Linked DNA regions of Homo sapiens: region 2 is linked to region 1. Evidence: read pairs that join two places in POLR2A ChIA-PET (ENCODE). Cell type or tissue: Panc1. All regions are shown on one strand. Each heading gives the region's core, and the rest is flanking DNA. Links, peaks and the distances in the headings are about the cores only. Region 1 overlaps LOC107985251 (a long non-coding RNA gene). Region 2 overlaps LOC107985251 (a long non-coding RNA gene).

The links. Peaks named below come from ENCODE experiments on the same cell type or tissue, not always from the same donor. Only the 100,000 strongest peaks of a DNase experiment are listed, where the experiment ranks them.
Region 2: POLR2A ChIA-PET joins it to region 1 with 11 read pairs; 3 of 35 experiments call an interaction of 5 or more read pairs at or near these places.

The regions. Positions count from the first base shown.
Region 1 is chr1:207,167,390-207,180,112 of GRCh38, reverse strand. The region is part of intron 1 of LOC107985251 (a long non-coding RNA gene); the gene reads left to right. It also overlaps the pseudogene C4BPAP1. Among named protein-coding and RNA genes, the nearest start is that of LINC02942, 66 kb to the left of the region's middle. RefSeq lists a silencer at 6,755-7,049. In Panc1, for the core only: no CTCF peak of the experiment used is centred there; no DNase peak of the experiment used is centred there.
Region 2 is chr1:207,225,558-207,238,280 of GRCh38, reverse strand. The region is part of intron 1 of LOC107985251 (a long non-coding RNA gene); the gene reads left to right. It also overlaps the pseudogene C4BPAP2. Among named protein-coding and RNA genes, the nearest start is that of LINC02942, 8.2 kb to the left of the region's middle. In Panc1, for the core only: no CTCF peak of the experiment used is centred there; a DNase peak (open chromatin) is centred at 5,610.

The DNA of each region.
Region 1 (12,723 bases), core at 1,647-9,646:
TTCCAATAAACAATGTCTGTTCTTTCCTTTTATAACACTTGTTAGCAGTAGATTACTTAAGATTAATAGAGTTTAATTAATGGGACATAAACAAATCGAGTGGTGCAAAGGATATATTGTAACAAATGCTTTGTACCCATGCCATGTCCCTTTGGACTTCTGACTACAGTCGCAGATGAAATATATAATTTTACACAAGCTCAGATTTACACTGATGATGTTCTACAGAAAGCATTCAATGTGAATCTGTCAGTCTTACTTTGGAGCCTCCTTTGCAGCTGAAAGAGCACAGTTGCAATTGAGGCTCAGTTACTGACTAAATTACTGAAGCGGTTACTGCCCTTTAGGGCAACCCTAAACCAATGAGCAACAGAAAGTATTGGATAAATGTCCCAGTCTCCCATCCTTCAGACAGATAATTATGAAAGGCATTCCTTACACTTCTCTGTGGTCCCAAAGAATTGAGCCGCTGCTGCTCATAATAGTCACCTTTGCTGATTCCCCTTGTCTCTCCCTCATCCCTGACTCCTACCTCCTAGAATCACCTCCAAAATAAACTACTGGCTCCCAAGTCATTTTCTCAAGCTTTGCTTTTAGAGAAACCCAAACTATAGTACCGAGTAATCACCATCGTGTTGATGTGAAGAGTCTTTCATAATGAAGATACTTCCATAATAATAACATTTTCAGTGTCTTATCCTGATAAGAGACAGATGTTTATCACCTTAGATGCTTATTTCTTCTCCTTCGTGGTATTTCAACAGAGAGGTGGTTCAGTAGGTCTGAGTTAAAGCAAGGAAAGAAAAGGCTGACACCGTCAGCCACTAGGCTTCAAGACTCTCCCTAACAGAGCACTTCTTCAACCTGGAGCTTCCATTGTTACACAATATGTAAATCATGTTTTCTCCCTTGACTTATAAATATGGAGCATTGTGAGGTAGTGTCCCTCTTTACTAAAACATCAGTACACATGCAGGAAAATGACAAAATGAGACTGAAAGACTTCATCAATTCTACTGTTTTCTCTTAAAAGAAAATTTCTCCTGTAAGTTTGTCTTCCAACATATTTTGTTCTATAGCTGCCTTGCATGGTGCTAGTGATGTGTATCTGTGATCCTTTTTGCACAATGCTTCTTGCAGGAACAACCTCAAATTCAGTTAGTTTTAAGTACTTCGATCTTTTGTGGAACCAAGTGGAATCATTTGGGGAATCTAGGAAATGATTATGACAGGTTCTCTCAATATTCTTACCTGGCTCACATGCTGGCATTTTAGGCTTCCATGTGCCATCTGTGTGGCAGGAACTCTCCCCGTCAACAGAAATAGGGTAATAGCCTTCATCACACATATATGAAATATAGTCTCCATAGGCATAGACACATCTACCAGTGAAATACCTCCTTTCATTTATGATTCTGATATTCTCCAGATCTGGTGTTGGGCAACATACCCCTGATGGATTAAAAAATGTTCAACATTACATGTCTGTATCAAAATATCTCATGTACCCCATAAATATATACAACTACTATGTACTCACAAAAATTTTTTTAAAAATTTTTAAATGTTGTTCACATTTAGTAAATCAATCAGGGGGACACACCTTTGGCTGAAGACCTGATTCCACCTTATAGAAGATGTTAATATCTGAAGGCAAACTCATAGAAGCAGAGAGTAGAATGGTGGGTGCCAGAGGCTGGAGGAGGGAGGGGAAACAACTCCCCAGTTGTTCAACAGGTATAAAGTTTCAGTTGTGCAAGATTAATAAGTTCTAGAAATCTGCTGTACAAATAGTGCCTATAATTAACAGTACTATATTATACACTGAAAAACTTATTGAAAGGGTAGATCTCATGTTAAGTGCTTTTGCCAAAATTTAAAGAGAGAAAGAGAAAGAAAGAAACAAAGAAGTTGAGGGAAGAGTTAGACCAAGCATCTTCTCCAAATTCTGCCATTGTTTGGTTGAAGTGCTATTACTTAATTTCCCTCCAACCGTGTTTCTTCATTAGAAGTCCTTAAAACAAAGTGTTGATTTTGGCAGTAATGAGCTAAGCAATTTAGATTCACCTTCTCTTTGATAACAAGTAGAAAAACATGGTGGGGAGTGGGGGCAGTTAATCCATGAAGAAAGAATTCAGGTGCTAAGACCTTAATTGTCTTAGTTGTTCTTTTAATGAGAAAGAAAGATACCCAATGAGGTGTACCAGGAATGTAGAGCTGCTTTTTTATATATATCTAGAAGTATACAATAATTCTCCTCCCCCAAGATACAACTTAGTGGCTAAGAAGCTGATCAGAACTCAATGTGTGTGTGGTAGTGGGGATTGATTGCTGGTAACCCACAGCTCTTGGGAATCTTTAGAACTATACCTTGAAGTAAGAATAAACCAAAAATAGACCAACTATCTATAATAAGTATTGAAGCCCAGGCTTGTATCATTACATTCCCTGATTGGATTTGGGTCATTCAAAGCCCTTAATGCCCCTTACTACCTGCCACAAGCAAACAGGAGACCAGACAAGGTTATTAAAAAGCCAAAGAAAGCAAGAGACAATGCTAACAGATCTGAGAGGATCCAGAAAATGAAGTTCTAAACATTGACTTAAAAGCCACTTTGCTTTGTTATGTAGAAGGAAATAAAATACATCATTGAGAATTTTGGTAGAAAAATCAATATCAATACTACAAATCCACTACAAATGGGAATCTTGAAAGTGAAAAAACAATAAAGTTAAGAATTCAACTCATAATTAATATCAGATAATACATCAATGAAGAGAGAATTAGTGAACTTAATTTATATTCATAGTAAAATACTGAGAAACAAAAAGTAAAAACACAGGTAAGAGCACAGGAAATATAGAAGATTCAGTATAAAAGCTTAACATAAATGTAGCCAAAGTATCAGTAGAAGAGTGAAAATAGGGCTGAAATTGTACTCAAAGAAAATACTTATTTATAATATTGAAGTATTTGAAGTTGAAAATTTTTCCAAAATCAGTGAAAGGCATCAAACCTCATATTATAGAAATATCCTAAATCTCAAAAAGGGTAAACACAAAGAAACCAACCCAGACATATCAGACAAAAACTGCCACAAAAAAAAGGCAAGAACATCTTAAAAGCAATCAGAAAAAATAGAAAACCTTCACATGATCAACAGTATGACTAATAGCAAAATTCTTGACAGAAACAATTAAAGGCAGAAGACCGTGGAATGAAATCTTTCACATGACCACGGAAAACAATTGCCAATCTAGAAGTTTATATCCAGCAAATATATCTTCAAATATTAAGGTGAAATAAAGGCACATTGAGAAAAACAAAGAGAGAAATTTATCATCAACAGGTTCTCACTAAAAGAAACTAGAGAGTATTTATGAAGCAAAAGAAAGGGATAACAGATATGACTGAAGAATCAGAAGAGAATAAAATAGTAATTATGTGAACAAATCTAAACTAATTGGATTTACTAAGATAATAATGCAATAGTAATAATGATAATAATAATGCAGAGTTTAAGACACATTTAGAATTGAAAAATAAAATCATATAAGTCAGGCAGGATAAATCAAGTTAAAGGTTTCTAAGGCTTTTCATTGCCTGGGAAGAGGCAAAAGTAGTAAATTATGTATAAACATCATAAAAAGAGCTAAAAGTAAATAAATACCAAGTAAATACCAGGTAAAAAAAATGGAAAAAAATTTAAAATCAATTCAAAAGGAGGGAAAAAAAAGAATGTAAAACAAAAAACGTATATAGCAAATAGATGGTAGATATAAATTCAATTATATTAATTATTACACTAACTGTACACTGACAAGTGCTCTAATTAAATAATGAAAATTGTCAAGTAGGATTAAAATATCCAACTCTATCCTGCTTCCAAGATACACTTAAAATATACAATTACAGAAAGTACAAAAACAAAAGACTAAAAGAGGATAAACCATGTAAACACTAACTCAGATAAAGATGTCAGAACTATATTAATGTAAAAGTAGAATTTTAAAGATAAAACAGTTATAGTAATAGAGTCATTTTATAATGATAAAAAGTGAAATTTATCAGGAAAATATATCATTCTAAATTTGTATGCATCTAGCAATGTAGTCTCAAAATATACAAAGCAAAAAATGATTTGAAAAAACTAAAAAGATGGCCACGTGTGGTGGCTCACACCAGTAATCCCAGCACTTTGGGAGGCCGAGGTGAGTGAATTTCTTGAGTCCAGGAGTTTGAGACCAGTCTGGACAACATGACAAAACCCCATCTTTACAAAGAATACAAAAATGAGCCAGGTGTGGTGGTGTATACTTGTAGTCCCAGCTACTGAGTCAGGAGGATGGCTCGAGCCCGGGAAGTTGAGGCTGCATCCAGCCGAGATCATGCCACTGCATTCCAGCCTGGGTGACAGAGCAAGACCCTGTCTCAAAACAAGCAAGCAAGCAAACAAACAAAAACTCTGAAAAGATAAAAGACAAACAAAACTTTTTTAGTAACCGAGAGAACAAGTAGACAAGAAATAAATATAAATATGGAAATAGATTTGAACAAAACCATTAAAATTAGATCTAATTGATGTATATGTAACATTGCACCCAACAACTGCAAAATATGCATCTTTTCAAGTGCACACAGAACATTTATAAAAATTAACTATATGCTATGAAGTGAAGCAAGTCTCAGCAAATTTCAAGGATTGTGCTCAACATTTTCAATATCAAAGAAGATACACACACATATATACACAAAACAAAGTTCAAGTCTTCTTACTCTCACACTCATTGGAAGATGTCCATGTCAAATTTTCCTGACAAGTCACAGTCAGAGGCTCATCTAAAACAGGTCTATAGCCAGGTTTGCATAGATATTTCAACTCAGTTCCAATTTCAAATATTTCGTGATCACTTAGGTTGTAGTCATTTCTCTCCCAGGAAGCATAGGAAATGTCCGGTAGGACAGTGCAACCATTCACTCATAAAGAAAGCACAAGGGTGAAAGAAATGTGTTACTGGGAATGGCAGAGTGACTCGTGAGCCTGTCACAAAAAAGGGATATAACATAGTCATTCAGCAAAAAATGAGATGGTAAAGATTAAATGGGAATTCCAGAAAAAGACTCGGCAGCACCACTGCCCAATAGACTAGTGTCTATTAAGTGCATGTGTCTACTAAATGCATGTGCCACTGGAGAGGCTGTACTGAGAAGCATGCCATGGTGTAGGAAGGGGACAGTTTCTAGGTGCTGGGTCAACTCCGTAGGAGCTTAGTTTTCCTTTCACATCACTGCACTTTAGAATGGTTGGTCTTCAGGGGAAGAATTAGGATCACTAGAAAGACACAGCAAAAATTTGCTCCAAGATGAGAATGACTTTCTAATCTCATTGCCTAATGGGGAATTAAAATAAGAGGCATTCTTCTTGACATCATGACACTATCATCTGCAACTTCATGCTTTGGCCTCAAACCAAGCCCCATATAACTTTTGCAGCTGGGCCTTTCATCTTGTATTTTTTTTTTCTATTCAACAATATGCTAAAGGTCAGTGTGAATCAAAGAGAGGATATGTGTCTGTCAAATTGTGTATTTATTGAATTTCATTACTACACATTTTGAATGGCACCTAAGTTTATGTGATAGCAGAAGAGACTAGATAAACCACAATGTAGTGGTGGCTTCCACCTCCAATTAACTATGTGAGCTTGTGCCAGTTACTTAATCTTTCTTTTTCGGTTTTCTCACCATTAAAATTGGATAAAAAATAGCAACTTCTTGGAATAGTTGTAAATATTGAATGAGTTAATTGATGTAAAGCACTTAGAACAGTGTTTATAACATAGAAAATGCTCAATAAATGCTAGCAATAAATCATTAATGTTATAAATGATCTGTATGTATTTACAACATGAAGGTCTCAAGACCAATATTGGCCCATAGAGCATTTCTATGCAAATTATAAAAAAGAACTGTCTTAAAGGAATCTTACTTCCATTGTTCAAAAAATTCTCGTAATACATTGATTTTGTTAGACTGAAACACTTTACTATTGTCTCCTGGAAAATTTTTATAGCAAATATATAAGTCTACAATATCTATGAAGTCATTGGTCTCATGACTATATATTTGGAATTCTTCCAATAGCGCTAAGAGATTATTAACAAAAAAATCTTCCTTTTGACAAGAAAAGTACCAATTTATCTTAAAATGATTATTGGGAGTAGAGTTGGCTTGTGCCTGTGAGCATGCCACACCTATATGTCAGGATAGTTTTAGATCCAAATATTGGAACTCCATCGTAGTCCATACTCACTGGATATGCAAGAGGGAACAGAAGGATACCACTCATTATTCGTTTCACAATAGATTAAACTGCTGCCTCTGAGGATATAACCTTCCTCACAGTTAACCATAATAGAGTCTTTGTAAGTATAGAGGGGTCCAAATCCAGAAACAAAGATTGCCTTTGGAATCTGTGGTCGACGACAGACAATTTCTAAAGAAGCATACAAAAAGACATCTGAGTTATCAGAGAGAAATGGCAGTAAAGATGTGACTGTAACTGTTGGCATGGCTTCAAGGAGGGCCTGATACAAATATATATTTAATAGGCGCTGAACAAAGAAAACATTTTGGAGATTTGTATACTTCCTTTCAGTTGCCAGAAACCTCAGCAAAATGAGGTCCCATCATGTTAGTCATGTAAAGTCCTCCAACTTTCTCATCAATAAGAATGGGCAATATCTAAACCCTGAAGTCCAAATCTCAATGTCTCCAAATCCTTCCATTAAATGGCCTAATTTCCTGGATGATTTTGGTTGGGGGTCAGTGACCCATGGTAATGATATGGTGTCATGCAGAGGCAGCCAGGGTATCGGGAAATCTGTGCTGCGCCTCCATAAGCAGAGAACAAGCCGCCTTCACCCCACATCATGTTAGTCATCATGTCCTGTCAATCCTGCCATCTTAATTCCTCTATACTTCCTCAACTTTCCTCCAGGCTCACTGCTGTGGCTACAGTTGAAGCCACTTTCACTTCCTGGCTGAAAGGTTGCAACAGGTGCCTATTAGTTATGTTTTGTTTCACTTCACATTGTCCTTTTAATGTCTTCCCTTTTCCTTCATTCCAAACTCCTGAAAGTGACACACAAAGCTTTCGTAACCTGGCCCCTACTAACTTATCCAGCCTCAGCTCCTGCCTTTTCCACTTCTTGCAGTCTTTTCACTGTTATGCTCTCTCTCACCCCGGCATTGGCTGTGTCCTGTACTGAGTCAAAACAATATGTGATACTATGGTTTTTAGGCACTTTATTTGCAGTAAAGAATAATGTCCTAAACCAGCAAGCTGAATCATTACTGATATTGACGTAACATCTCTTCTGGCTTCCATAGAGAGGCCAAGGGAAAATACTTTCTTTCATTGTGTTTTATTACCTTTATTACCTGCTGGTGTTGGTGTTTTGTTTGCTCCTTAGGCATGCATGGTTGACATTGTTAGTGTCCACCCATACTTCCAGTTATTGTAAGGTAAACAAAAGACAGTGTTTCCCGGTTATTCTGTATTAGGCAGAAATAAGGAACTAGTTCTGGTCAAAAGGCTGTAATGGCAAGTGATATATGTCACTTCCAGGTCAAAGAACTGAAGAGCCAGAGACTGACTTTCCTTGTTCTCTTCTCCCGCTGAACTAATTGTGGAAGTTTTGACATGGAGGTGTCAAAGATCTAAACAATCTGGATTACCATATAAGTGACAGCTGCCCTAGGGAGTTTCCCAGGCTAGCAGTGCACTAAGAAGAAACTTGAAAAAAACTTTTACTGTATAAAGGCCTTGAGATTTAGGTGTTGATTACTACTGCAGCACAGCCTATGCTATTCTGACTGATACAGCATGTAACAAGATTAGTTGAACAAATGAATGACTCCATCATTGCAGTGATTAGTTTCTCTTTGAATCATTCCATCTTCCCTAATAAATATGCCTTCCTTTTGTTTTTAAACAAATAAAAGAGATCAAAGCAGAACTAATCATTCTGACTTACTTTCACAGATAGGAGGGTTTGGGCTCCAGACACCTATTGTTTCATTCTCCACGGTGCAGGAGATGGAGACGTTGCCTATGAGTGAGAAGTAGGGGTTGCAGCTGTAGGTGACAGAGGAGGCATATGTGTAGAATTCTTGATCTCCACCGCTGTGCTTCCCATTCCTGATGTCTGGAGGGGGCTCGCACTTGGCAACTGAGGTGAGTGAGTGAAGAGAAAGAAACACTCAGGGTAGGCATTGGGTTAAATCGAAAATTCATGCAAATTCTAACGGAGGGTAAAAGAAGCAGTGAGATTTCACAGCAGTGTTATTACCTAAAGTAGTTTAGGTTTGTAGTCAGGTCAGAAAAAAAAGTTTTACTTACTTACACGTTCTGGGAGAGGATCACTCCAATCAACTCCTTTACCTTGGATCTGACAATGACTGGTGGTTGAGCCAATTAAGAAAAATCTAAATAAGATAGGTCAAACATTTTAGTGGAATTCATTTACTCTAGACATAAATTGTCTATGAGGTTTTGGACAAATCAGAAAAAATAAATATTGAGTACTATGCTTAGTACATGTGTGATGTAATAATCTGCATACCAAATCCCCATGACATGAGTTTACCTATATAACAAACCTGCACATGTACCCCTGAACCTAAAGTAAACATTCAAAAAATATATATTTTTACTAACTTTCTTATCTCCTGTTTGTTCTCCTGAAAATGTATTTATCTTTCTAGAAAGTCATTTGTTTCCCATAAGTGCCTTTCTCCCTTCACCTACTAAAATGGTATATAAGCCCCAAATTCTAATCACTCCCTTTGAGTTACTCATCACCAAGCTCTCCCACATGTATGTTGCATGAATAAACACTGTAATTTTCTCCTGTTAAAGAAAAAAAGAAACAAATTTTTATTAAATATTTTAAAATGAAAAAATAATGCTGTCTTGATTACTAATTACCATTTAGGCCAACTTGCAGTTACATTTTCTCATATCAAGCGAAGGGTTTATTTGTTCAATTTTAAAATGCTCTAGCTTGTCTAAGCAACTTAAGCTTTTTCTTTGTATCACATGGTACCCATCCGAAATGAATAAAAAGAGAACACAACAAGTTTTACACCTAAAATCTGAGGACTTGTCTTAAATCTTACACTCTTTCCCTAACAAGCTATAAATCAAGCAGTTCAAAACAAGTAAGTGGTTCACTTGAGTTTGTTATGTAGTTTCCTTTAAATAAACGAGCAAGACACATTACTGATGTGTACTAGTACTCTGACCTCTAATTTGAATCTTTTTTCTGGCTTCTAGAGCTTAGCTTACTCTCATAAACCTGAGAGTTCCTTAGGAACTCATAAGTTCCTAACTTCCTGATTATCATCTCATTGTTCTTGCTCTTGACAAGTCCCAGTCTTTATTCTAGGACCTTTTGCCTTTAAAAAAAAAATTTACTCTGAATATCAATAATAAGTTCCTGAATAAAATATTATCAAACAGAGTCCAGGAACACTTTAAAAAGAAAATTATACAATGACCAAATAGTATAGTTTTATTTAAAGAATAAAAGGATCCTTCAAAATTAGGAAATATATTAATATAGAATAACTTGTTATGGACTGAATGTATCTATCTCCTCAAAATTTATATGTGGAAGCCCTAACCCCCTAGTGTAGCTATATTTGCATAAGTAAGTAATTAATGTTCAGAAGGGTGGAGCCCTGATCCAGTAAGATTAGGGTCCTTATAAGAAAAAACACCACAAAGATCTCCCACTTGCAGTCCCTGCACCCTCATGCTGACACCAGGGAAAGATCATGTGTGGACACAGTGAGAAGACAACCAGCCATCTGCAACCCAGGTGGGGAGCCCTCAACAGGAACCAAAACCTGTGGGACCTTGTTCTGAGACTTCTAGACTCCAGAACTGTCCCAGCCCGTGGGATTTTGGTATTTTTTTATGAAAGCCTGAGCAGACTAATATATACATGATATTAATAAATCTATTAAGAAAAATAAACCATCATCTTGATAGTCACTAAAATGGCATTTGAAAAATAATCAACAATTAGTTTTGGCCAAAAATGTTCAATATAACAGGAATCAGTGCAGATACAGCTCCACTAAATTTAGGAAGAAAATGCTAGTCATTTCTGCTAGAGTCAAGTATAAGAGAAAAATAACTGGTATCAATTTTTTATTTGAGATAATTGCTAGCATAAGTACATAAGAAAAAGGAATTAGAAATACAAAAATTGGAAAAGAGAAAATAACAGAATCATTATTTTCAGATGACATAATTACATATCTGGAAATCCCAAGAAAATCCGACTGTATTAGTCCGTTTTCACACTGCTGATAAAGACATACCTGAGCCTGGGTAGTTTATACAGAAAAAGAGGTTTAATGGACTGACAGTTCCACGTGGCAGAGGAAGCCTCAAAATCTTGGCGGAAGGGAAAAGGCATGTCTTACATGGCAGCAGGCAAGAAAGAATGAGTGCTAAGTGAAAGGGGAAACCCCTTATAAAATCATCAGATTTCGTGAGACTTAATCATCACCATGAGAACAATAAGGGGGAAACCGCCCCCCACCATGATTCAATTATCTCCCATGGGGTCCCTTCCACCACACGTGGGAATTACGGGAGCTACAATTCAAAATGAGATTTGGGTGGGGACAAAGCCAAGCCATATCACCAACTGATAGACTATTATAAGTAATAAGGAAATTCAAGGCATTAGCTGAGATATGATATTAATATATAGAAATAAGTAGTTTCCATATATATGAATAAAAATTGTTAGGAGATATAATGGAAGAAAAGACACCATTTGCAATCTCAAAAATAAGACAAAAATAAAATAAGATAGCAGAGACCAAACATAAGAATTGAAAAATGTAAATGGGGAAAGCTTTAAAACAGTCCTGAAACACACACACACAGCCACACACACATAGACAACTAGGACAAATGGAAAGTCTTGGCTGGCAAGATGCAATATCATAAAATGTCTATTCTCTTAAAGTTCATTTAAAAGCTTAATACAATTGATTAAAAGTAAAAATCAACCAATTTAAAAGTTCATATAGAAATACAAACAAGCAAACATAGGAAAACTCTATAAAAACAGAACAGTCAGGCGGATACCTCTAAGTGATGTTGCACACTAAAAATTCAAGAGAAAGGAGCTGGTTGTGTGAATATACAGAAAGACTAAAAGCATTGAATAGAACATCTAAAAAAGACTAATATACGCTGAAGTATTAAATACGTATTTTTAAAAGATGTTCTCTCACATGGATTAGATGTAGACTTATTAATAAATGATGCCAAGACAATGCGAAGGCCATCTAGAGAAAGATATGGATTCTTTCTGTATTTTTTTAATATTTGCATGTGAACCTATACTTACCTCAAAATAAAAAGTTTTTCACCCCTGAGAGGTCTGAAAAAAATTAAAAACTTAAAAAATACTATACAGAGATTTTATTTTCTCTTTTTAATAGGCAAAAAATTCAAAAATAGTAAATCACAGAGGTAAAGACACAGGCGTTTGTTTACATTACAAAATTTTACAGTTTATAAAGAGCAATTTGGCAATATTTAGCAAAATTTCAAAGCATCTTCTCTCTGATCCAACAATCCCACTTCTGGGAATTCGTCCTACAAACATCTCTCTATATTAATATATATAACATAACATATATAAAAAGTATGCATCAGGACATTGTATGTAACAGGAAAAGATTGGAAACACACAAAAATCCATCAGTAGGAATCATTAAATAAACGATGATAAGCTACGATACATGCGTTAGAAAACTATACAGCTGTAAACATACATATACACACAGACAGAGAGAGAGAATGAGGGCACACTTGGTGCATGAATGTCAAAGATCTCTAGTACATATTTGTCTTAGTTATTTCTGGTTGCTATAACAAAATACCATAGACTGGATGGCTTAAACAACAGAAATTTATTTCTCACAGTACTGGAAGCTAGGAAGTCTGAGATCAGGGTACCAACATAGTTAGGTTCTGGTGAGGGCCTACTTCCTGGTTTGCAGATGGTTTGCCTTCCTGCTGTGTCCTCACATGGCAGAGACAGAGAGAGAAAGACAGACAGAGAGAGAGAGAGAGAGAGAGAGAGAGAGAGAGAGAAAGCTCTCTCACGTCTTTTTATAAGGACACTAATCCCCACATGAGGACTCCGCTCCCATGACCTAATGACCTCCCAAAGGCCCCATCTCCAAATACCATCACACTGGGGATTCAGATATGAATTTTGAGGGAATACCAAAAAAATTCAGTCCATAGCAATGTTGTAAGTGAAAAAAACAAAAGCAGGGTTCGAAACGATGTATGCAGTCAGGTATCTTCTGTATAATAAAGAGGGAAAAGTATTGACAAAAATACTTGTACTCACTTGTATTTATAGAAGTAAACACTAAAGGGATAAATCTGAAACTAATCAATGTCATTTTCTGTCAGAGGGCAGAGAGAAATGGGATGAATGAGGATGGGGTGGAAGTAAGAATTATTGATGTATACCTTTTTATGCCACTTTTGTTTTTGAAACATATAAATGTATTAACTCCTTATAAAAATTAATTGAAAAGGAAATTATTGCTTCTAGGTTGCCTTATACTCACCCCTCTGAGCAGCTGAATTATATGGTTGAACCAAGGAGA
Region 2 (12,723 bases), core at 2,377-10,376, 57 kb before region 1:
TTGCTTAGGATAGCCATGGCTCTTCTGGGTCTTTTGTGGTTTCATATAAATTTTAGGATAGTTTTTTTCTATTTCTATGAAGAATGTCATTGGTATTTTGATAGGAATTGCACTGCATCTGTTGATTGCTTTGGATAGTATGAACTTTTTAAAAATATTGATTCTTCTAGTCCGTGAACATGGAATATGTTTCCATTTTTTGATGTCTTCTTCAAATTTTTTTATCAGTGTTTTTATAATTTTCATTGTAAAGATCTTTTACTTCTTAGGTTAATTCCTAGGCATTTAATTTTGTTTGTGGCTATTGTAAATGGAATTACTTTTTTATTTCTTTTTCAGATTGATTGTTTACTGTTGGCATATAGAAATGTTACTGATTCTTGTATGTGAATTTTGTATCCTGCAATTTTACTGAATTTGTTTATCAGTTCTAATAGTTTTTTGGTGGAGGCTTTAGATTTTTCCAAATATAAGATCACGTCATCTGCAAATCATTATAATTTGACTCTTCCTTTCCAATTTTGATGCCCTTTATGTCTTTCTCTTGTCTAATTGCTCTAGCTAGGACTTCCAGTACTATGTTGAATTACAGTGGTTAAAGTGGGAGTCCTTGTCATGTCCCAGATCTTAGAGGGAAGGCTCTTAGTTTTTCCCCATTTAATATGATACTAATTGTGGGTCTGTCATATATGGCTTTTATTATATTGAGGTATCTTCCTTCTATACCTAGTTTTTTTAGGTTTTTTTTTTTATCATGAAGGGATGTTGAATTTTATCAAGTGCCTTTTCAGCAACAATTGAAATGATCATATGGTTTTTGTCCTTCATTCTGTTGATGTGATGTATCACACTGATTGATTTGCATTATGTTGAACCATCCTTTCATCCCTGGAATAAATCCTGCTTGGTCATGATGAATGATCTTTTTAATGTATTGCTGAATTCAATTTGCTAGTATTTCGTTCAGGATTTTTGCATCAATATTCATTGGAGTTATTGCCCTGTAGTTTTCTTTTTTCTTTCTTTTTTCTTTTTTTTCTTTTTTTGACGTGTCTCTTTCAGGGTTTGGTATCAAGGTAATATTGGCCTCCTAGAATGAATTTAGAAGTATTCTGTCCTCTACTTTTTGGAATAATTTGAGTATGAGTGGTATTAACATTTCTTTAAATGTTGGTAGATTTCAGCAGTGAAGCCATTAGGTCCTTGGCTTTTCTTTACTGGAAGACTTTTTATTATGGCTTCAATCTCATTAATTTAAAATCTAGTACTTTTAAAATAATGTAAATAACTGTCACAGAAAACTAGGTAATTAGGTAGAGACAAAGAAGATAAGAAATGGGGTTAATATCTAGAAAGCAGAGATACTATTTCCTTCCCCCCAAGTCATCACAAAAGGAAATAATTAAGAGCTATGAAATAATAAACAAATATTAACATTGATATAATCCACTGATATTATTCAAATTTCTCACTTTATTTGTATTCTTGTTTGTTTGCATGTGCATTCAGTTCTACACAGTTTTATCACATATGTTGATTGGTGTATCCACCATCACAGTCAAGATACAGAAGAATTCCATCAACACAAGGATTACCCATGTTGCCTTTTTATAACGCACTCACCTCCCTCATGCCCATCCCCCTCACCTCTAATTCTGACAGCCACTAATCTGGTTTTGATATCTAAAATTTTGTCATTTTCAACAATGTTATATAAATGGAATTATACAGTGTGTAAACTTAGAGTATATAAACTTTCTGGATTATATGTTTTTTATTCAGCATAATTCCTATGACATTCATTTAAGATTTTATATGTGTCAATCATCCATTTTTTTTCTTTTTTACTGCCAAATAGTACTCCATAGTATGGGGTATGGGTGTACCAGAGTACTTTTTTTTTTTTTTTTGAGAGGGAGTCTTGCTCTGTCCCTGAGGCTGGAGTGCAGTGGCGTGATCTCAGGTCACTGCAACCTTCGCCTCGTGGGTTTTAAGCAATTCTCTGCCTCAGCCTCCCGAGTAGCTGGGATTACAGGCATGTGCCACCACACCCAGCTAATTTTTGTATTTTTAGTAGAGACTGGAGATTTCACCATCTTGGCCAGGCTGGTCTTGAACTCCTGACCTCGTGATCCACCCACCTTGGCCTCCCAAAGTGCTGGGATTACAGGTGTGAGCCACCACACCCCACCCTGGAGTACTTTTAACGAGATCCAATTTATCAATTTTTCCATTTAATGGAGTGCGCTTTCGGTGTCAAATCTAAACAATCTTTGCCTACCCCTATGCTATTTCCCAAGATTTTGTAAGTGCTATAGTTTTATACTTTACACTTAAATCTTAGATCTCATAGATTTTTCTCATGTGTTTTTTTTCTTTTTCTAGTTTTATGTTTCAAATTTAAGTCCAGGATTTATTTTGAGTTAATTTTTATATAAGGTATGAGGTTTACATCAAGATTTATTTATTTATTTGCCTGTAGATGTTCAGTTGTTCTCAAAAATGCTATCCTTTCTCCTTTGATTTACATTTGCACCTTCATAAAAAATTGGTTGTACATGTTTGTGTGTAGATGTATTTTTAAGCGTCTAATATGAACTAATCATTGAACAAATATCTCTTGAGCCCCTACGATGAGCCAAGCAATATTCTAGGTGCTGGGAATGCCACACTACCCAAAGCAGACAAAAAATGCCATACTCAAGGAGCTTATAGTCTAGTGAGAAAAATAAATATAAACCAGATAAATAAATATATACAAGGTCAGAGAAAGAAGTAGCATGACGAAAAATAACACAGAGTAATGTGCTGGGTGGTAAGGTGTGAGGTGGGATGGGCAGCACACGTTAGATGATATGGTCAAGGAAGGCTTCTCTGAATAAGTTACATTCGAGTAAAGGCCTGAATTGAGTGAGGGAGTGAGCCATGAAAATACCAAGGAGAAAAGTTTTGTCTGAAGAGGGAACATCATGTTCTGCAAGCTCAAAAGACTGAATATGGGTAAGAGGATGAAGACTTCAATTTTCAGTATAGCTGTGTAAGTGTCTACTGGTCCCACCCTCCCACAGATAGCAATTCTAAACTCTGAATAAAATACGGAAGAAAACAACAAAAATCCTACCTTAGGGAACCAGAAAGTGAACAAAAGCAGATACATTCTAAAGGAGCAATAAGTCTTAGAAGAAGGGGACACCATAGATCAAACTTCCCATTTGTTATGCCTTTTAGCCTGAGAGAATATCAAAGTTGACATGATGTGGCATGGCTAAAACTCTGAGACAAAACCAAGTCTTCCTGGTTTGAAAAAAACAGAGCTTTGGGCAGCAACAGCCACTAGAAAATTATGGGAGTCATAAAAATTAAAGAACCAAAGAGAAGAGCCCATCCTGTGTATAAACTCTGCCCAAATCTCTGGCTGATCTCTGAATCACCCATGAGCAGGACAGACTAAAAACAGAGCAGCTAAGGATAAAAGAAGTAAACTGAGATTTGGGCTGCTCCAGAGAGAGAGAGTTTTCAGGTTGGATGCAAGTAAGTTAGTTGTCTGTTTAAATGAAAAACAAAAAATAGTACAAACAAAAATAACTTTCTTTTTGGGGAGAATATAATAGAATCCATTTATAATGTCCAGGATACAATTCAAAATTACTGGACATATGAAGAAACTAGAAAATCTGAACTCCAGTTAAGGGAAAGGAAAGTCAATGGTGACTGTCTTTAAGATGATACAAATGTTGGAATTAGCAGGCAAGTTTTTTAAAACAGCCATTATAAATATGCTCAGTGATGTAAAGGTATATATGCTTGGTAATGAATAGGTAGATAAGAAATCTCAGTAGAAAATAAAATATTAAAAAGCATTGGCCAGGCACAGCCTGTAATCCCAGCACTTTGAGAGGCCGAGGCAGGTGGATCACGAGGTCAGGAGATAGAGACCATCCTGGCTAACATGGTGAAACCCCGTGTCTACTAAAAATACAAAAAATTAGCCAGGCATGGTGGCATGCACCTGTAGTCCCAGCTACTCTGAAGGCTGAGGCAGGAGAATCACTTGAACCTGGGAGGCGGAGGTTGCAGTAAGCCGAGATCGCGCCACTGTATTCCAGCCTGGGCTACAGAGCGAGACTCTATCTCAAAAAAAAAAAAAAAAAAAAAAGGCATCAAAACATTCTACAACTAAAACGTACCCTCTGAAATAAGAATGTCACTGGAGGAACTTGGCAGTTGAATGGAAATGAAAGGAAAGAGCCAATGAACTTAAGGATAAATCAACAGAAATTGTCCAGTCTGAAGTAGAGAAAGATAAAACATTTATATAAAAAACAGAGCCTCAGGACTTATAAGACAATATCAGATAACCAAATAAACATGTCATTGGAGTTCCATAATAGGAAAAAGAGAATGAAGTAGTAAAATTATCTGAAAAAATAGATTTCTCAAACTTGAGAAAAGAGGTACATTTACAGGTTCAAGGTGTTCAGTGAAACTCAAGCTGAACAAATATGAAGAAAACCATGCCTAGGCACATTATAGTCAAACTGCTGAAAACCAAAAATAAAGAGGAAATCTTAAAAGCATCCAGGAAAAAGACAGTGCTTACATACAGGGAATACTTTGAATAACTGCTGACTTCTCTTCAGAAATGACAGAAGTCAGAAAATAATATATAAAATTAGTCTTTGAGAAAAAACTAATCAAGAATTCTGAGTAGAGGAACAACCACTTGAGCTCTCCATGACTGCTATGAGGAGGTAAGAGAAGAAGCCTAAAGCCAGAAGCCTATTGTAGTAATCTAGTCCAGAAGTGATGGTGTTTTAGGCCAGGGTGATAGTGTAAATGTGATTAGAAATGACAGAATTGGGGATATATTTAGATTATGTCACTGATTTCTATAGTCATTTCTTTGCATAGGCTCTCAACCTCCTGTTTAAAAATCATTCTTGAACATGCTTGTTTGAAAGATTTCTAACCCTTCTTGGTAAAACGAGACGTGAAGAATAATGGAAGTACAAGAGTCAAAGGACTGGATGAAGATCCATTTTGGGTCAAATAATAGTTGGAACTGGGGTAAATGAAATTTTAAAAATAGACCTATATTGTAGAAATTATCCCATAATTCTAACACAAACATTTTTCCATTCTCTCGAAAACATTTCAAAGTAAGAAGGAAATGAATTAAATGACTGATTAGATATAAGGAAAAGAGAAGATGTGAAGAAACTGTGGTTTTCCGGCTTGAAGACATTGGTTCAATTTAAGAAACACATAATGACTCAAGTACAGAGAATAAATATAGGGTAGGCCTTAATGGGCTATCAGTCTGATGTCAAGAGACATTTGAGTAACTACCCAGTGTTAGGTAAGGAGTGTACTGGGTGTGGGCTATATCAGCCAGGAAAGCTGAGTCATTACACCTGAAGTCATATATCGATGAGGTACACGTGACCTGGCTGAGTTGGCTTAGCCTATATCAAAAGCAGCCCGTGTCTAGAATTGCTCTAGTCTTATAAGGCAATGCTTAGAAGGGAATATTTGCATTTCCAAAGTTCTCATGAGGCTCTCACTCATTCAGATAAAATCATCTCAACTGTGAATCTGCTGTGAAGATTTTGAAAGCTGGAAACTTGCCTGGAAACTAATCTGGAAAATGTGACTAATCTCTCTGCCTGTATCCAGACCTTGATAATGTCCTCCCATATTTCTGTATCTTTTGATTTACCCAAGCATCTGATGTCCGCATCCATCAGAGCCTCCTCTTGACGTTTGTCAATACTATAAATACTATCATTGCATAGACATTGGGATTCATGCAAGACCCCATGCCCGTTATAGCCAAGTCTCTGTGAGGAAACAGGACAATGAAGGGGAGAGATGTGATACTATGAGATAGCTAAAGCCCGTGGATTAGTCTGTTCTCGCACTGCTATAAAGAAATACTTGAGACCGGCCGGGCGCGGTGACTCATGCCTGTAATCCCAGCACTTTGGGAGGCCGAGGTGGGCAGATCATGAGGTCAGGAGATTGAGACCATCCTGGCTAACGTGGTGAAACCCCGTCTCTACTAAAAATACAAAAAATTAGCCGGGCGTAGTGGCGGGCGCCTGTAGTCCCAGCTACTTGGGAGGCTGAGGCAGGAGAATGGCGTGAACCCGGGAGGCGGAGCTTACAGTGAGCCGAGATCCCGCCACTGCACTCCAGCCTGGGCGACAGAGCGAGACTCCGTCTCAAAAAAAAAAAAAAAAAAAAAAAAATTAGCCAGGTGTGGTGGCAGGTGCCTGTAGTCCCAGCTACTCGGGAGGCTGAGGCAGGAGAATGGTGTGAACCCAGAAGGCAGAGCTTGCCGTGAGCCGAGATCGCACCACTGCACTCCAGCCTGGGCAGCAGAGGGAAACTCTGTCACAAAAAAAAAAAAAAAAAAAAAAAGAAAGAAAAAACTTGAGGCTGGGTAATTTACAAATAAAAGAGGTTTAATTGGCTCACAGTCCACAGGCTGTGTAGGAAGCACTGCTGAGAGAGCCTCAGAAAACTTTCAGTCATGGTGGAAGGCAAAGGGGACACAAATCCAAACCATATCACTTTGAGAGGCATGATAGAAGTAGACCTTACCAATGGGGCATGAAAACTATACCTTTAGCTTCCAAGAATCTGGTCCAGAGAAATAGTATTGGAATAATATAGACAAAAAACCAACAAAATCTAACACCTAGGTTATTCTTTCCTGCAGGGAGCCAAAACAGTGTAGATGAAACTTACAGATTCTGGGACTTATTCACATTTTCCACCTAACTGGGGACAGAGTAACCTTGGGGATATCAGGTGTAGTTGTAAACAAAAAAAAAATGTGGCCAATATAAGCACTGAAAAGATGAATCCTGTTGTGAGGAATATAGCAATTTCTCCTATATCTGACTGCATTATGGGTAAGGATATTCTACGTCAATGGGAAGACCAGCCATTACCCCGCCCCGAGATCAGTGGGGTATAGAAAACCCTTGGTCAGGTGCAATGGCTCACGCCTGTAATGCGAGCACTTTGGGAGGCCGAGGCAGGCAGATCATTTGAGGTCAGGAGTTTGAGACCAGCCTGGCCAACATGGTGAAACCCTGTCTCTACTAAAAATGCAAAAATTAGGCAGGTGTGGTGGCACGTGCCTGTAATCCCAGCTACTTGGGAGGCTGAGGCAGGAGAATCGCTTGAACCCAGGAGGCAGAGGTTGCAGTGAGCTGAGATTGCACCACCGCACTCCAGTCTGGGCTACAGAGTGAGACTCTGTCTCAAAAAAAAAGAAAAAAAAGAAGACTCACCTTCTTTACAATTTTTAATTTAATTTTTATTGAAGAATATTTTACATGCAAAAAAGCACATCGTCTCAAATGCAGAGCTAGTTGACTTTTCACACACTGAACATACCCATGTAACATCACCCAGATGAAGAAACAAAACATTACCAGGACTTCCAAAGCCTTCCTCATACCCCCATCCCGGGGGAAATTGCTATTTTGACTTAAACACTATGAATTACTTTTGCCTGTTTTTATACATTACATACATGAAACAAAACAGTATGTACATCTTTTGTATCTGGCATCTTTCACTAAACACTTTCTGTTTTGAAATTCATCTGTATAATCATTCATTTCATTGTTGCGGTATATTTCGTCATATGATGTATCACCATTAATTTATCCTCTACTACTCATGAGCATTTTGATCATTTCAAGTTTGGGGTTATTGTAAATAGGGCTGCTATAAACATTCTAGCACATGTCCATAGGTGAATAGATACGGATGCATTTTTGAGAGGTAATCTCTAGGGGTAGAATTGCTGGATCATAGAGTAGACATATGTTCAGCTTAGTTGCCAAAGAATTTTGTAAGGCAGTTGGACCAATTTATACTTTCACCAGCAGGTTTTCAGAGTTACGGTTGGAATACATTTTTACTAATACTTGATATTTTATCATTTTAGCTATTCTTCTGAGTATGAATTCTGAAATTGTACTTTGTGTTTGATTTTAATTTACCTAATGACTAATGAAGTTAACCAAGTTTTCTTATGTCTATAAACCAATTGGATATCATTTTTTGTGAAGGTTCTTCAGGTCTTTTTCCATTCTCTTGGTGGGTTGATTATCTTTTTAAATTTATTTGTAAAAGTTCTTTATATTTGGGGGGCACAAGCCCTTAGTTTGACATGAGCTTTGCAAATAGTGCTTTCCAGATTGTAGCTTGCCTTTCACTCTCTTACTGGTGTCCATATCAGTGTTCTAGGGCTGCCATGACAAAATATCAAAGACTAGGGGGATTAAACAACAGAGTTTTGGTTTTTCTTATTCTCACAGTTCTGGGGCAGGGAGTCTGGGATCAAGGTATGAGCATGCTTGTTTTCTTCCGAGCCTCTCTCCTTGGCTTGCAGATGGCCAAGCCATCTTGAATGGCTTGAATAACTTTCAAGCTTGTTATTATTGGGTGAAAGGGATATCAAACAAAACCAAATATCCCTTAAGTATAAAGTGGAAACAAGAAGTTACTCTAGAGAAATACTAGTAATCAGAATGGAGGAGACTCAGAAGAAGATGGCATATTTGATCTGATACAGGTCAGGAAGAGTAGGAAATGAAAATGTAGGGTAAAGATATTTCAGATAAAGGATGCAAGTATGTGTTTTTTGAGGACAACATATACAATAAAGTAGAAAAGTAAGTTAATCTGAGAAACATCAGAAAATGACTTACAGAGAGCCCTAATTTTTCATTACTCAGAAATCAAAGTAAAAACAAAGATAATTTGATTTTTGATAGGTAATTATTTATTCAGCCAGTCCACCAAATCCAGGAAAGCAGGAACTTAAACTGAACTAAGACAAAAATTATGAATTGTTTCATGTGATCGGTGCCACTAAGAATATTAGTGAATTCTCCTAAACACAGATATTTTTCCCCAGTAAATAATAGTACTTGAGAAACACAGAATTGCTAAAGAGAGAAATATAACTGCTTCTCTGTTTTGTGGGGAAAGGGAAGGAAAATCCTTCCTAACTGGTTTCTAACTGGCATTGTTCGTCTTCAAGTCTCACACGTGTTCCAGTCGTTTAATCTCCAGAGACAGCTTTTACACCTCCAGGGTCATTTTCGAATCCTCTGGGTGTGGGAGACACTGCATGAGCTTTCTACCCGTGAGCACTTGCTCACAACCTTCAGAGATTACCTAAATGAAATAAAGCGATAGTTTTTGAGAGGCTTCTCTCCAAATGAAATCCGAATATGTAAGATTTCTTCTGGATGTATCACTGATGACCACAAAACCGGAATGTCAAAACCCTCCTCAGGACAGATGAATAAAATCCCAAAGAAACTAGGGTCTCAGCAAAGTATTCTCCCTCGGCCGTCAGGCAGCAATCAGTAGCTGGTGAAGCAGGGAAGGAACAACGCTGCAGACAACACCCAGGGGGCCTCGTTAGGGGCGACAGAAGGGACAATTCTGATGGGCCCATCTGAAATGAAGCAAAAGCATAGCATTTATTATAGAAAGTATGAGGCTGGGGGTCAAGTCAGCTGGATCTATGAGACCTTCCTATCTAGGGGTGTGGTCCTTCTTGAGCTTACCTTAACAAGTACACCAAAGTGCTTCAAAGGTGACGGTGCTAATTCTGTAAGTGATGTGCCCGAAATAAATCTTGCCAAAAGTCAGATCTCGCTGGTGTTGGCTAGGACAGTGCTCTGGAGGAGACTATCATTTTTAGAATGGGATAGGATGCCCTGAAATGTGTGCCACTTACCCACTCACAACTGGGCACCTCTGGGTGCCTGCCATGTTCTGTGCTCTGATCAAGTGATATTTTGAGGACCAACCAAAGTGATATTTTGAGGACCAACCACTTTATAGCCAGAGTCACACTGGATGGTGACATTTTCAAGTTCAACATACAGATCCTTACCCAGACAGCTTTCCATTTTCTGTCTCTGGTTTCAGACACAGAGCTATAATGGAAACACAATTTTGATCATCCTATGATTCTCAGAATAAGATCTTATAATAGTAAGAATATTGAGAGTTATGAAACATTGATAAATTATACCTGGATGGGATGCTGAGAGTTGTTCTTTACCTCCATTTATTTATGATTATAACAATAAGATTAATAATAATGCTAATAATGTTATTGCACATACTATATGTCAATGTAAGTACTAATGCAAAACATTATTACCTCCATTTTGCTAAAGAGAAAAATTAGGTACAGATAGTTTGTGTGACTTGTCTAATATTGCATAGCCTTTGGGTGGCATGATTATGATGTAAACCTAGTCACTGCGGTCCTAGAGTCAGAGTTTTCAAAATTAGTACAGTATTTCCAAACCTTGATCTTTTCATGGTCCTAAGTATATAATTTTTATTCTCATATTCTTAATATCTTGCTGTGTTAAATGGAGACAGTGTGGGGAATTAGCTCCTTGAGTTGCTATTAATAGATTAGTTAAAAAAAAAAAAAAAGGTTGACCCTATCCTTGTGGTTGACCAAAAATCTCCTATCAGGTCAACTTCATTATGAGAAGGTGGGAGCATGCATGGTTTCTAATGGAGACATCGAATACTTCAAAGATGTTGGGAATTTACCCACAGGATTCCTCATTTAAACTTAAGTAGATGCCCACTAAAATTTTGCCAAATCCTCACTGATACTCTCAAATTAAAAATTGTATCTCTAAGTCCACTAACAGAACCCTGTATATACAGACACTTGAATTATAACAAAGGTCACACTGCAGAGTTGTGTGGAAAGTATAGTTTATTAAATAAGTGCTATATGATTAATTGAACAGCCGTTGGAGAAAAACAAATTTTAACCACTACTTTCCACCATAAACACACAGGAATTCCAAGTGATTTGGAGATACTAATGTGAAAAGTTAAAACAATAAAGCTCTGGAAAATAACATAAGGAAATATTTTTTGTGACCTTGCTGTAGGCAAATATTTCTTAAACAGGATATGAAAGGTGCCAACATCAAGGAAAAAAATTATAAATAGAACTAAATTAGAATTTAGAACTTCTATTTATCAAAATTAGAACACTCATACACTGCTTGTGGAAATTTAAATTGTTGCAATCACCGTTGAACAAAATTTGGCATTATCTACTAAAGATGAATATATGGCTGGGTGTGGTGGCTCACAGCTGTAATCCCACACTTTGGGAGGACAAGGCAGGTAAAGGAGGATCACTTGAGCCCAGGAGTTCAAGACCAGCCTGGGCAACAAAGAAAGGCCCTATCTCTACAAAACACTTTTTAAAAATTAGCCAGGTATGGTGGTGTATGCCTGTAGTCCCAGCTACTCAGGAGGCTGAGGCAGGAAGATCCCTTGAACCCAGGAGTTGGAGGTTACAGTGAGCTATAATCATGCCACTACACTTCAGCCTGGGTGACAAAATGAGAACTTGTCTCAAAAAAAAAAAAAAAAAAAAAAAGAGATGAATAGATGCATACTCTATGAAATAGCAATTCCACTTTTAAGTTTATTCCCAACATAAATATTTGCACATTTGTATCAAGAGTCATGTGCAAGAATGTTCATAAGAGCATTGTTCATAATAGCCTATAACATGAAAATCCTAAACTTTTATAAGATACATAAAATGTGTTATGTTTATCCAAAGATTATACAACAATGAAAATGAATAAGCTATCACCCCATGCAAGAACACATAGATGATTTTCAAAAACATAATACTGAGTAAAGAAGGCAGGCACAAAAGAATACATACATGATTTCCTTTATATTCAAAGTAATGGCAAAAACCGCAGTGACTTTTGCACCAATCTAAATATAATGCTAAAAAGTTGATAAAACTAATCTGTGATGCTAGAGGTGAGACTAATTGGGAAGGAAAGTTGGGGAGTCACTAGGAGAGGGCACACGGAACACTTCTGGGATGCTGGTAGTGGTGATGCTTCTTGACTTGAGTGGTAGTTTGTCATGGTGGGTTCACTTTGTGATAATTTATTGACCTGTACACCTAAGATTTGGACACAGTGTTGTAGTATGTTATATTTAAATCAAAACTTTTATTCAAGCAAAAAGTGGCCTTCCAGATGACCTCTGAAAGATACATTGATAACAGTAGTGTTCAAGAGTGATAAACTGTGATCATTCATGCTATTAAAATATTGTACCATGTGTATATATTAATTATGCAAATTAAATAAATAAGTAAAGTGTAAATTTCTAAGTGCTGCCTCTGTCTAGGAGGAGACTCTTGTTTGACCTTTCATAGAGGCTCTACCTTCTTAGCAAGGGCCCTCAGTAAGTTTGGAGTTAACCTTTACATTGAGGGGCTGGAGCTGACCAATGTGAATTTCTGCAGGTGACTTCAGCCTCTCCAATTAGAACATATCCATCATCACAGTGACAGTGCACCAGAGTAGTAGAGAATAAAAAATGATCTCACATCTTCATAGGACCCATGGCCAATGGGAGGAACCATTCTGCAAACTTGAATGGTGAGAGAGAAGGTAGAGGAGAATGAGCTAGAGTTTCATTTAATGAACAATTCAGTGAGCGACCCTTCTCGTTATGCAGAACTAGGTCATTAACTTATTGTACTGCTGATGTACATTTCGTCTCCTTGACAAAATCAGTAAACTTTTACACTGTTCATGAACTTCTGGGTACAAAAGCATTAATTTAGCCACAGGGAGTTACTCCAAAACAGAATCATAT